Linked DNA regions of Mus musculus: region 2 is linked to region 1. Evidence: chromatin loops called from intact Hi-C (ENCODE). Cell type or tissue: left cerebral cortex. All regions are shown on one strand. Each heading gives the region's core, and the rest is flanking DNA. Links, peaks and the distances in the headings are about the cores only. Region 1 holds the start of P4hb (prolyl 4-hydroxylase, beta polypeptide). Region 2 holds the start of Arl16 (ADP-ribosylation factor-like 16).

Region 1 (6,582 bases), core at 1,823-4,322:
GCCACAACGCCCGACTTGTTTTTGTTTTTAATTTAATTGACAGGGTTTTCTGTGTAGCTTTGGCTGTTTTGAAAGTTGATCTGTAGAGCAGTAGAGCAGGCTGGCCTCGAGAGTTCTGCCTGCTTCTGCCTCCCAAGTAATGGGACTAAGGGTGTGTGCCACCACTGCCTGGTGGACAGGAACTTTCTACTCCAATAGTGAAGTCATATTAAAAAGGACCACAGATAGCCTAGGAAGGTGACTAGAGTGGCACACTACTGCTCTCAAGGGGAGATATATAGATACTTTATATGACATATGTGAGTGTGTATGTCTGCATGAGTATATGTATGTATGTATCTCTATATACCAGGCTAGCCTCAAACTAAAGAGATCCACCAGCCTCTACCCCCAAACGGGAGGATTAAAGGTCTGTGCCACCGCCTCCAGCTGAAGCCCAAGTCTTTTGCTTGTAGTAACTAACTGAATTGCCTATATCAAGGTCCAGGCTCCACAAAAATTCCTTTAGCGGTGGCTGGGTGATCCACCTGGATTTGCATTTAGTCACCAACAACTAGAATGCTGTAACTATGAAAGGTTCCCAAAGGTACAAATGCAGTGAGAATCATGAATACCTGGCCTGGTACTGACACCCTGTGAGTGACAGCTACAAAGCGTCACCCAAGTGTCACGCCTACACTATCTGGAAGCACTGCATTCCTGGAAGCACCAATAGTTCAAAGCCCCGTGTGTTGAGCAAAGCACTTGCCTCCTCCTCCTCATTGGTCAATCACCAGATAACTCAGCCAGCAGGCTACTCAGGTCATCACAGATGTGACACTTCCTGTGAAGTACTCCAAAGGAGGAACTTTCCCCAGCTCCCACATGCAAGAGTTGATATAGAACCCACTTGAGAACAGGGCCTCTCCCTGCCTTTTTTCCCCCACCTGTGGGTTTGCTCCCAAAGCCTACACAGTTATTAAAGGGCAGTTCTAGGGTCACACCTGTATATTCCTTTGGGGAGGCTGTGTCTCCATTCTTGAAGAACTTGATTGTGGGGTAGCCACGGACACCATACTGCTGAGCCAGGTCAGACTCTTCTGTGGCATCCACCTTTGCTAGTCGAATCTCAGAGCCTTCTGCCTTCAGTTTTGCGGCAGCTTTGGCATACTCGGGAGCCAGAGCTTTGCAGTGGCCACACCACGGGGCATCTGTAAAAGAAACCAGGACATTGGAAGGTAGTCCTCTATCCAGGTCTATTTCTTCCCTTTGTACTTCCTTTCATAAAAACCTTATCAGCATACCAAGATAACCCCTCTTAATGCAGTCAAGAGACTGCACTGATAGCTGGTGCTCTTGGGCAATATGAGGACAGAGGCCACGAGTGACAAACCAACCCCAATCCCTACTTTGCCCTGTGACCACCAGCACTGTAAAATCATCCTTGACTTGTAACTTCGTACTGCCCCCAGCAATCAGGGTCAGTGTATACCTGGGGTTTACCACTCAGAATCTAGGAAAAGTTAAAAGGTTGCTGGGCCAGCACTATATGTAGCAAGTACGTGTCCAGATGCCTATCCAAAGCTGTTCTTTCTACTATGGGAATGTGACAATCTGTCAAGGCAACCTGGCAGCTGTGTTGGAGCTCACACACTTGTAAGCAGAAGTAAAGGCTTAGATCTGGCTTGCTTCCCGGTATACGGCAAGTTACAGGTAGGGTGGGCATAGTAAAGAGCGTTTGATCTACTCTATCGGAACTGCTAACTGCTCACACAGCCCACTCTGTTTTTCCCAGCTAACAGAAGGTTCTGGCCATGTGGACGTCGTGCACAAAGATACCTTCTTGATTCTCAATCCCGCAGTCCCCCTCAATGAGCTCTGACTACAACGACTTCTACTTTGGGTAGGAAGGATGCTCTTGGGACAACTGGAAGCAGAGAAGCTTACAGTAGGTGCTACCCGCGAGGTGCAGCTCTGGACCGGCCAGTCCGTGTTCCGTGGGGCAAGCTGAGGGCTACGGGCCACCGTACTCAAGAGGGGCCGGCCGCGCAGGACAGTGCTGGGTGCCGCAGAGGGCGGCCCGGAGGAGTCCGTGGACAAGGGGCCCTTCCCCCCCCGCCCAGGCCCACGGCGCACTCACAGAACTCCACCAGCAGGTACTTGTGCGCCGCCAGCGCCTCCTCGAAGTTGCTCTTCTTCAACACCAGGACGTTGTCCTCCTCCTCCAGGGCGTCGGCGCCCACCCTAGCCGCCCAGGCCAGGGCTAGGCACAGCAAAGCACGGCTCAGCATGTCGGACGTCTGCAGCGGGCGGGGCAGTTGGGTTGGCGCCGCCGGGACAGCCAAGGCGACGAGAGCGCGCGTCGGTCCAGACCTCGCCTTTATAAATCCTGGGCCGGGGACGCGCCCACGCCTCCCCCTCGCTGCGCGCGTCAGCCGCCGTGCGCATGCGCCCCGCCGCGCCCTCCGATTGGCCAAGGAGCTGAGAGACCCGCCCTCGCCGTGCGGGGACTGGACACCCACTCAAGGCTGGGCCACCAAGTCGACAAAGACCCGGAGGCCTTTCGGTTCTTGCCTGGGATTGGCCACGGCGCGCGCGCGCGCGCACAAACCCAATGTCCCCCAGCGTCTGATTCGCTGGCGAAAGCCAACTTTCTCTTTCTGGACTTCTGACTGGCGACTTTTCCCACGCCTTCCACACGTCTGGAATGGCTGCGGCTTTCCGCTGCCCGGCCTCGTGGCTCCTGATTGGTGGAGAGATGCGCGTACCCAGCCCGATTCTCCGTCGAACGTGGCAGTGGGCGGAGTCCCGGACCCCTGGGCGGGGCTACGCTTGCGCCTCCGAAGCCCCTCGTGTTGCATTCTGACTGGACCGCGTTTCCGTACTGGCACCGCCCCCAAGTCTCCTCAAGGAAGCCAGGGACGCCACTTCCGGTGCGCGTGCGGCTCGTGCGGTCCCTGCCCAGGTCTTGGGTGACGGACCCTAGTTTCGGGGTCGGTGTTCTGTGCTTTTCTCGGCTGCGGTAGCTGCCAGGCGTGTCCCCACGCCGCGGGCACGTTTCTCGGGCGCCCCGTGGTCGTCCGAGGCTCCTGTCCACCATTCGGAATTCGGTGCCCGAGACCTCTGCGGAAGCTGCTGGGGAAGTGGAGAAAGCAGTCCGTGCCGTCCGCTTTATACTGACCACATGTTGAAATGGCTCTTGAGTTCGTTGGGCTGAATAATAAAAAGGTTTGGCTTCTGTGAATCAGCCTTTCCATTACGTACGAGAGTCACATTTTGTCTCGGTTGGACTTCCTTTTCCAGAATCATCTTCTACTTTGTGTCTCTATCCCTTAGTGACTTGGAACTCATTGTACACAGGCTGGCCTGGAACCCGAGGAAATACTTAAAAGATCTGCACCGGCCCACTGGGTGCTGTAGTTACAGCTGTGAGCAGTCCCTGTCCGTGTTCGGTCCATCTTTCTCTTTCTTTACTGCTCCCCGGCTGTCAACCGACCTGCTCTCCACGCCCAGCCCGGGAGCTCACTCCTAGAAGCATCTTCTTTTTTCACTTCCCACTACGAAAACTATCCTGATTGTCAAGGGTCATTAGAAAAGGCAAACACCCAAATATTAAGTATATAGATTGACTAGTACTACACTGCTCTCAGAAATGGATAAAAAACAAGAAATATGGCATATGGTTTTGTATTTTGATAGTTTTTTTTTTTTTAATTGTTTTTAGTTTTTCAAGACAGTGTTTTCCTGTATAGCCCTGGAACTCGATAGACACCAACCTGGCCTTGGACTCAGAGATCCATTTACCTCTGCCTCCTCAGAGTGCTGGCATCAAAGATGTGTGCCATCACTGCCTGGCAGTAGCTTCTTTAGCAACGTTGTCAATAAGGACATGCATGTATTACCTTTCCTACTAGAAACTCCTCTTATCTAGTGTGAGTTTCTTCCCTTGAAGACCAAGTCCTTTGTGCCCCAACCCATTCAGTGTAGGCAGAGAGGGAGTCAGATCCTGGTCGGAGCTCACTGGGAAACCTTCGAGTATATACGGGATGACTTTGCAGGCCTAGGAGAGCTATGAATGAATTTGCCCTGGAAGAGTACCTAATCTAGCAGCAGCTTGGCTAGGTGCTTGGTTTTTTCTCTGCCTATCTTTAGTGCCTGTACACATTCCTGACTTGGGTACAATAGAAATAGCTTCATATATGATGCTGCTATCTCCCAGTGATTTTTTTAGCTGCCTTGAGCTGTTCTAGAAACCATTATTTGGAACTAGAGACAAAAGAGCGGGCCACTGGTGGCACACCTTTAATCCCAGTATTCAGGAGGTAGAGGCAGTTGGATCTGTGTGTGGCCACCCTGGTCTACAAAGCAAGTTCTAGGACAGCCAGGGTTACACAGAAACCCTGTCTCAAAAAGTGAAAAAAGAGAAGAATGTTCGCTGGTATGGCAGTGTTCCCTTGTAATCCCAGTATTTGAGAGAGGCAGGTGGATTAGCTCTTTCTGTCTTGTTTTTGTGTCTCCCCTGTCCCCCTTCTTTAGCCCTATATATTTTTTTGAAACTCACTATGTAGACTAGCCTGGCCTCTCGAACTTTGAGCAATTGTACTGCCTCTGCCTCCTAAATGACTGGAATTACAGGTATAGTAAAATATACCAGGAGCTGAAGGACAACATGGGCTACTTGAGACCTTGTCTCAAAAAAAAAAAAAAAAAAAAAAAAAAAAGTTTCAGGATTTTGGTAATTAAATGCTAGGCGTGGGATGTTTTGTCTATGGAAGGGAAAAGAACAGGGCAGGGGAGGGAGTTGAGTGTGATAGTTTAAAGACAACTTGCCTTCAGGACCAGGGCTGAGTCTCAGTTTGCCTCTGGGCTCTGTGTCAGACACAGAATGGATAAAGCTCTCAATGCAGGCAGCTGCCATATCCACATAACAGAGTAGGGCTGCTGACGTTGTAGGAACAGAGGGGCAGCTGTGACACTCTCCTGATGATCACAGGATCTTAGACTAAAGAATGTCTTCAAATGTCTACTATCAGGGCTGGAGAGATGACTCAGTGGTTAAGAGCACTGACTGCTCTTCCAGAGGTTCTGAGTTCAATTCCCAGCAGCCACATGGTGTTTCACAACCATCTGAAATGGAATTCAGTGCCTTCTTCTGGTGTGTCTGAAGACTACTACAGTGTACTCATAAATAAAATAAATCTTAAGCCATGCGTGGTGGCTCAGCACTTGGGAGGCAGAGGCAGGTGGATTTCTGAGTTCGAGGCCTGCCTGGTCTACAAAGTGAGTTCCAGGACAGCCAGAGCTATACAGAGAAACCCTGTCTTGAAAAAACAAAAATAAATAAAAAAATCTTAAAAAAAAAAAAAAAAGTCTGCTATCTCTGCACTGGCTTCTACCAGGCAATCAACCACTGGAAAGAAGTCAGAGAGAGGCCTAAAATTCTTGGGCCCTCTGGGTTTGTTGAGTGGCCAGATAATATATGGGTAGTAATATAAGGGTAGTATGTCCCAACCTGAGAATGCAGGTCAGATCACCTGAACATCTACAAGCCCTTGAGGGCCCAGCTGATGACTTAGTTCTGTTTCCCAAGGCCTCTCTTACTTCTTCTAAGAGCAGCTGCCATTGCTGAAAAGAGGTGTTAGTTTGGACAACCTAGTATCAAGGTCCTGTAAGACCCACACTGAGTATTACACATTTTCTGGGCCATTGGAAATGCATTGAAATATCCTTCAGGCAGGAGTCTTACTCAGAGAAGATGCTCATCAACTATAGGTTGAGTTATTGGAGGTTTTGACTATTCCTAAGAGTTCTCAGAACCAAGCAACTCCCTTTTGGAGGGACACACCTGGCAGGGTGTCCAGTAGGGTGGACAGCAGATTGACTCCAAGACTGATTGACCTGGAGGGTGAACTGAAAGAGCTGATGACAGCCAAGCGGGAAGCAGAATGGTGTCCACGGCTATGGGGATGGTAGCTTTGGTTGGTACAGGATTGTGCTGGGCAGAGAAGGGTCTTGTAAATCACAATAGCAGATGTTTACACAGCATGGAAGCTGACTGCTCATCAACTGGTACTACCTACAGCCCATCACTTTCCTCAGGAGAGGAGGCCTGTCTATAGGTGTCTGAAGAGCCAAGAAGCTAGGCAATTCCTGGGAGTCCTAGTCAGAGAGGAGCTGCTGTGGAGAATGCCTGGCTCCTGAGGGCCTTGCAACAGCTCTCCACAGAGGCAGGTTAGGGGGCGTGAGATTGGGAGGATCTGGTTAGACTTGGGACCTAGGAAACACATCATGCACTTTGAGGCCACTCTGAGTTAACCTGCACTGGGAGGAGCCAGAGCAAAGTCCTAGCTGTTGGCAGTAGGCTTGTACACTTGGAACTTAGGGTCTGAGTTCACACACTTAGCTGCCTAGGACAAACTCAGAGCTGTAAGATTAAGTATCTTGGTCCAAAGAGAGCTTCAGAAGCCCTTATTTGATAAACAGCATCGCTGAGAGCATCTAATAAACACTTTAAGGATGAGCTAGGAGACTGGTTGGCTCTGCAGTTTGGAGAAAAGGCTTCACCCTGCTCAGGCCCCGACTGCTGGGGCCAGGAAGAGTTCT
Region 2 (6,582 bases), core at 4,083-6,582, 110 kb before region 1:
GGAGCAGCCAGAACCCTTTACCCCCTTCCTTTCCAGCTGAGCCTGTGCTACAGCCTTCTCTCTCTTCCTCAGCCTGGCAAGAAATCACTAATGCTGAAGAAGATGCTGTTGGGTCCTGGTGGCGGGTCCCCGGCTCCAGCCACCTCACTGGCCCGCCAGCGGATCCTGGGGGAAGAGCGGGAACGGGCTGTGCAGGCTTACAGAGCCCTGAAGAAGCTGCATAGACAGGAAATGACACCTGCACAGCCACCAGGCAGCTCTTTCCAGAGGCAGGGCCACGCTTGTCTGTGATGCAGAGACCCAGGGGCCTGATCCCCTGGAAACTGGTCTGGGAGCTGCTAGACCTGGGTAAGGGAGAGGCAGCGGATGCTCTCCTTGCATAGGGTCCTGAGAGTAAGCTTTCAGGTTTGGAAGAGTGCTTTTCCTTCCTCTGAAGGTTGTCCTTATAAGAGTGACCACCATGGTATCCCATCTCATACAGGGCAAACCCCCGCATCCCAGCACTTGCCTGAGACACAGCTGGAAGGGCTGGTATTTTCCTTGAGCCTAAGTTCATTCTGAAACAAGTCTCGGCTGAGACAAGCCAGGACCACTGTAGAATGGACTCAATCCCTTAATCCAGCCAATTACTGAAGCTGCTGGTGTAGGTCAGCCTACACCAATGTTTTAAGAAGCTCCCATGGGCTTACTGCAACCTTTGGAAGGCAGGGACAGACAGCAAAGCAGGTTAGTGGGCTGGTGGAAGGGCAAGTGGGGGCGGCAATCAGCACTTTTTTTTTATTTGCCTGCAGGGTTCTGTACAAATGACCAGAACTCCCAGCCCACTCTTGGTTTGGATAGAGAGGGGGTTTCAGTACTGACTGAGTGCCTTGAGGTATACACATGAAAACCAGGTTTCAATGGTTGACAGAGTAGAGTATTTATACCAAGAGGGTAGAGGCGAAAGAATTGGGTGTTCAAAGCCAGTCTTGACTTGAAGCAAATGTATGGCCTGCCTGAACAGGTTGAGAGAGTCTCAAAAACCTTACTTAGACATCAAAAGAGCGAAGCTTGGACCCTGCTGGGGAAGCCCACAGTCCTCTAGCAGACCTAGGAGCCTCCGTCCAGCAAAGCTGGTCCTGGAGCCTAGTGGAGTGCTCCAAATGTGCATTTTCCAGAGTGAAGTTTATTAAAGTTTTGCTCTTTGAAGTCTGGGCCGTTGCTCTCCAACATGCTTATCCACGGCCCTAGTCAATGCGTGTCAATGTGACAAGATGAGTGAGTGTGCAGACACACACCCAACAGTAGCAAGGGCCAGAATAGAGCAGGGTGCATCGGCCACTTGACTTTCCACTGCACATCAGGACTAGGGCCAGGGCCCAGGAGCCACCATTATCAGAGTATGTAGGCTTCTGAGTTCTTTAGAAGCAATGTGGCCACACATCCAAAGCTCAACTGTGCGCTACATCAAATGACTCTGGGTAATTATCCCTCAGAGCCCATGCCTATATGTGCCTGTGCCTATATGTGCTTGACTCCTCCCACTTTCTGTAATGTTTATTAAAGATGCCCACACCCATGCATTCAGGGATTGTTTTCTGAGTGCTGCTTTTTCACAAAATATCCCAGCTAAATGGATGTTTTCCTGCTGTGCTTAAGCCATCTCAGATTGACCTTGGCCAGAACGATGTGTGGAGCCACCTGTCTGGCTTCCCCATTCCTCACTTCTGGTATGGAAGATGTGGCTGCTCTTGTTCCCTGCCCACTCCAAGGTCAGGTCTGGTCTCTGCTGCCATCTTGGAGTCCTGACCCTCAGAACACTAAATATTGGCAGGTAAGCTGGAGCCTGTCCACCATTATATCATTACTGAATAATTGGTGATTCATATAGACACATAGGTACATATATGTCTTCATGTGTGTAAAGGTCTTCATGGTGTAAGGGGCAGGAGACATAAGGGCTTCCCCAGCCCTCTCCACTTTGTCCTGGTTGAAAATCAGGCACCCTGATGTACTGCTCTGCTGCAGGTTTTTCCTCAGCAGATGAGCCTAGAAGATTATCATGCTGATGCACCTGACAAGCTATCCCAGTAGAATGTTACCACCTCCTGTGTGCCTTCTCTTGTCCACTTGTGGGACCTCATATACCCCTGTACATGAGAAATAAAAGTTTATTGAATAAATCCATCAATGAGAACATTCTTGTTTCTGGTGAGGTCACAACCACACTCCCCCTCCCCCAGAGTTTTGGCTTTTTGTTTTTTGGGTTTTTTTTTTTTTTTTTTTTGAGACAGTTTCTCACTGTGCCAGCCAGATCTTGAGATTCTCCTGCCTGACTTCTAAGTGCTGGGATTAGAGAAATGCTCTACCACACCCGTCCCGCTCACCCCCATCTCTATGAAAAGCTCAGCTCTTGAGCTTAAGATGATCCTTTTGCCTTTGTCTCTCGAGTAGCTCAAGCTACAGGCACGTGCCACCACATCCTGCCTACTTTTTCCCATTTGAGACACAACTCTATTTTTTCTTTAAAATTAATTTTCCGTATATGAGTGCTGTATCTGCATGTACACCTGCAAGCCAGAAGAGCACATCAGATCTCAGTATGGCCACCATATGGTTGCTGGGAGTACAATTCAGTACCTCTAGAAGCAGACAGCTCTCAAGTGCTGCGCCATCTCTCCAGGCCAAGACAATTCTTTTTTTTTTTTTTAAATTATATTTTATGTATATGAGTACACTGTAGCTGTATAGATGATTGTGAGCCATCATGTGGTTGCTGGGAATTGAACTCAACCTCTGCTCACTACTGTAGCTGTCTTTAGACACTCCAGAAGAGTGAGTCAGCTCTCATTACAGAGGGCTGTGGGCCACCATGCGGTTGCTGGGATTTGAATTCAGGATCTTCTGAAGAGAAGCCAGTGCTCTTACCCACTGAGCCATCTCACCCCTCCCCAACTTCCCAAATTTTTTTTTGGTTTTCGAGACAGGGTTTCTCTGTGTAGCTCTGGCTGTCCTGGAACTCACTTTGTAGACGAGGCTGGCCTCGAACTCTGAAATCCACCTGCCTCTGCCTCCCGAGTACTGGGATTAAAGGCATGTGCCACCATGCCCGGCCCACTTCCCAATTCTTCATTAACTTTATATTTTTTTCTGGGCAACATGGTCAGGATATAGGAACTCAGAAAGGCAGAGTCTGTACTATAAAAATGACCTGGGCTCCGTGCAGTCCAAAGCCCTCAGTGGGTCCAACTTCTTGGTGGGAGACGTGAAGACACCTGCAGTTTGTTCTGTCTTGGGACCATTGTTCAGAAGTGAGATGACAGTGGTGTTTGTAAGTGTATGCTTGTTTACTGGTCACAGCACAGCCCCCATCACTTGCAGATACACTGGGTGGCCTGCTCCTATCAAACACCTCAGGCTCTCATGCATTTGCCTCCTAGGCACTGGGTGGGGTCAGCCATACTTCTCCATCTTGCTGTCAACTGCTGTGCCTGTGTTGATTCTGGAGCCAGAGCAATACTGTTGCCAAGCCAGTGCCATTCCTGGCACTTATTTCTACTGCGGTGATGTTTTGCTTGGCACAAGCAATGATGTCTGGAAGCCTCATCAATGACTTCATTTCCTCCATGGTCATGTAACAGGGTAGGTCACTGTAGTTGAAGAAGCACTTCGTCAAAGTGGTGCTCGCCACAAAGTTGTTCTACCCACAGCTGCACCTCCCCGCTGCAGACCCTATGGTCTTGGCTGTACTCAAGTAGAGCAACCCCTTGGGATACCTTGCCCTTCATCCTGCCCAGCCCTTAGACCCATACATTTTATTGAAGAGTATGAGGACGGAGGCTTTTTCAAGTTCTTCTGCAGAAAGGAGACCCAGGAGCTGCATGCAGGATGCAGAGAGCTGGGTGGGGTTAGAAGCATCCATCATGAACTAGGGAGAAAAGGAAAACATGCTACAGAAGATAGTCCTGACCAGAGCCCTGTCTGGTCATTTCACAAAAGCACACAGACAACTTTTTAAGTGGATTTAAATTTATGATGCAGGAGTTTGAACCTAGGGCTTCAAGTGTAGCTAGGGCAAGCACTCTCCTGAGCTACATATCCAGCCCCAGATTGGCTTTTAAACAACAGGTTTTGGAAATAGCCAAGGGGGAGTTGTACGAGGATGACTGTCACTGGTGTCTTTAAGTAAAATTAAGTCTACTGTGGCCATCAGCTCTTCATCCCAGAATTTGATGCCCCTTCCTTCTACAGATAGGACCAACAAGAGGGATGTAAAGTGTTGGTCGTATTCAGGTATCAAGGCATAGAACATGCTGTGCCTTCAACAAGCCTCCTAGAATCTGAGCCCTGCTCAGGAAATCAGACCAATGCACAGTCATCAAAGACCCCCAAACCCGATCCCATGAAAAGCAGGGCCAATACTTGATGGTTCAGGGAGTCAGACAAAACTGACCTCCAAAGAAGCTTGAAGTATTAACTCACCAAGAGCGAATGGCAGTTTCCATAGTAACTGGACCAGATGGGGCTCATGCATCCCCCGAGCTCTCGGATGGTGATCTTCCTGTGGGCCACAATGTCTGTAAGGTTGGTGCCCACCTATGGAAAAAACCACGATGCACTGAGACCAGCGCAAGCGGTGTGCTGTGGTGAGCTTCTGGATGGCAGCACCGCCATGAGGGAGCTAAGCATCCACAGCCAGTGACAACTGCTCAAGCCCTCTGCTCTCGCCACCAAGAAATGCAGCTCTCTGGGGGCTCCAGGCCAACGTCAACCATAGAGATGGGCCTTGAGAGTGACGAGGGAATGAATTTCTAGGGATGGGAGAGAAAGGTGCCCACCGGAAGACGGGCTTCGGGTTCTCCACACTCAGAAGTCTAGTGATGGGAGTTCCTCTGCCGCAGACAGTACCCAACCTACTGACCACAGGCACCGCGGCTTCCATTAGAAGAGGTCTGAGGACCTTTGCAAGCCTCAAAGGGCATGCATGACCTGAGAGAGGCCGACACCTACCGTGGGCCGCGTCGGTGGGGGCTCTCCCAGGTCGCCTTTGCCATCTCCGGAGCTCAGCTGTCCCGGCGGTCAAGGGCCATGGCGTGGCAGAGGGAGGAGTTCCCGTGATGAGCGACCCCGGTGTGCTCCCTCCCCACCCTGCCTGGGACTCCCTGCCTGCCCACTCGGCGCGGAAGGATATTCTGAAGGCGTTTCACCAGCAGGGTCTTCCCGACCCCAGCAGCTCCAAGCAGGAGACACATCCCTTCCTCGGATAACGCGCTTGTACCTCCGAGCTACCACGCAATGAGGCCCGCCTCCGCTTAGCTTTCATTGGATAGACCGCTCGTCCAGGCTGCTCATTGGTTAGTCCCAATGGACTGAGCGGTCCAATGGACGCTCAGAGTCAGTGTGTAAGCGCAAGTCTCGCCATGGAGCAGGACTCGGGGCGGCGCGGAGGCGTTGCGCGTGCGCGAGCAGAAAAAGAAAGGCGGAAGCGGAAGTTGGGGGGCGCGTCAGCTCCGAAAGAGGGAGCGACTGCAGCGTCGGTCCGGAGTGGGGTCGCCATGGGGCGAGGCAGCGGCACCTTCGAGCGTCTCCTAGGTAACGCGTCCGCCCGTCAGCTCCAAGTCAGCTCCCTCGCGCGCACCGGCCAGATGCTGCCTCCGTAGGTCTCAGGAGAGCGGGCCGGCCACCTAGACCGGCCGTCGGCCTCCGGGGAGCACTGCACGGTTCCCGGGCCTCGGGTGTGGCCGCCCGGGCTGTACACTGAGTCCTGGGGTTCCAGTGACGAATGCTCTTTGGGGGTCCGTGACGGACCTCTCTTCCTCCGGGTCCGACGGTCCTGAACCGATTGGGCCAAAGTCCTGAGTCATGAAGTCATGACTCAGATCTTAGCTTCATGCGGGTCTCAGACCCCGATACCTTTTCGCAGGGTGGAACCGATACTGCCTTCCTTAAACCTTTCGAGCCCCTTGGGGAATGCTTCCTAGGACCTCAGCCTCTTGCGCTCTGGTAGTGCCTGGGGGTTTGAGAAGACATGTATTTCTCATTTTTGAAGGTGCTTGTTGATATCACTATCTGAGGTTCCTGGACAGTGTAAATTTTAGGAGGGAAAAATGAGTTTGACATGCATGCACCATTCCCTCAATAAATGTGTTCAGGAGCAGGCCCCATCCTAGGCTGCTCACTTGCTCCTTTTTGAGCTAAGGTTTTCAAAGGGGAATCTTAGATGATGAGATGTTTACCTTAGTCTCATATCCTGGGAGGTTCAGCACGTCAGGTATGAATCCACTAACTTGTTGAATGAGTAACAAGGGTGGTGTATCTTGGGATAGCTCACTTTCGTAAGGGAGGGGTGATCCGAGTGTGAAGAGGTGTTGGCTGGGGGTACCACTTGACATGGAGAAATCATCCCTCATCTTCTAGAGCTTGCTAAGGGACCCATTACATTACCCAGCTAAGAGGTAAAGGACAAAACTTCTAAATGATGGGACTCTGTTGAGAAGCAGCAGGGTATGCCATTTTAAAGTGCCCAGCAAGCTGTGACAAAGGGCATTCTCTACCTCCTTTATCTTTAAAGCAGATGCAAGTAGTACCTCTCTCCAGAGGGTC

The links. Peaks named below come from ENCODE experiments on the same cell type or tissue, not always from the same donor. Only the 100,000 strongest peaks of a DNase experiment are listed, where the experiment ranks them.
Region 2: a loop joins it to region 1, with 7 times the contacts of the local background. A loop is called at or near these places in 2 of 42 quality-filtered maps.

The regions. Positions count from the first base shown.
Region 1 is chr11:120,570,538-120,577,119 of GRCm38, forward strand. P4hb (prolyl 4-hydroxylase, beta polypeptide) reads right to left here and starts at 2,716. Exons shown (of 11, transcript NM_011032.3): 1 at 2,120-2,716; 2 at 984-1,190. The coding sequence starts at 2,270. In left cerebral cortex, for the core only: a CTCF peak has its summit at 2,835; a DNase peak (open chromatin) is centred at 2,647; H3K4me3 peaks cover 2,246 bases; H3K27ac peaks cover 1,507 bases.
Region 2 is chr11:120,462,193-120,468,774 of GRCm38, forward strand. It overlaps Arl16 (ADP-ribosylation factor-like 16), which reads right to left and starts at 5,408. Exons shown (of 5, transcript NM_197995.2): 1 at 5,171-5,408; 2 at 4,990-5,048; 3 at 4,462-4,575; 4 at 3,792-3,907; 5 at 2,134-3,629. The coding sequence starts at 5,231. The coding sequence ends at 3,458. It overlaps Hgs (HGF-regulated tyrosine kinase substrate), which reads left to right and starts at 5,443. Exons shown (of 22, transcript NM_008244.3): 1 at 5,443-5,571. The coding sequence starts at 5,535. Ccdc137 (coiled-coil domain containing 137) reads left to right here. Exons shown (of 6, transcript NM_152807.3): 6 at 73-2,162. The coding sequence ends at 291. In left cerebral cortex, for the core only: a CTCF peak has its summit at 5,246; DNase peaks (open chromatin) are centred at 4,588 and 5,363; H3K4me3 peaks cover 2,206 bases; H3K27ac peaks cover 1,558 bases.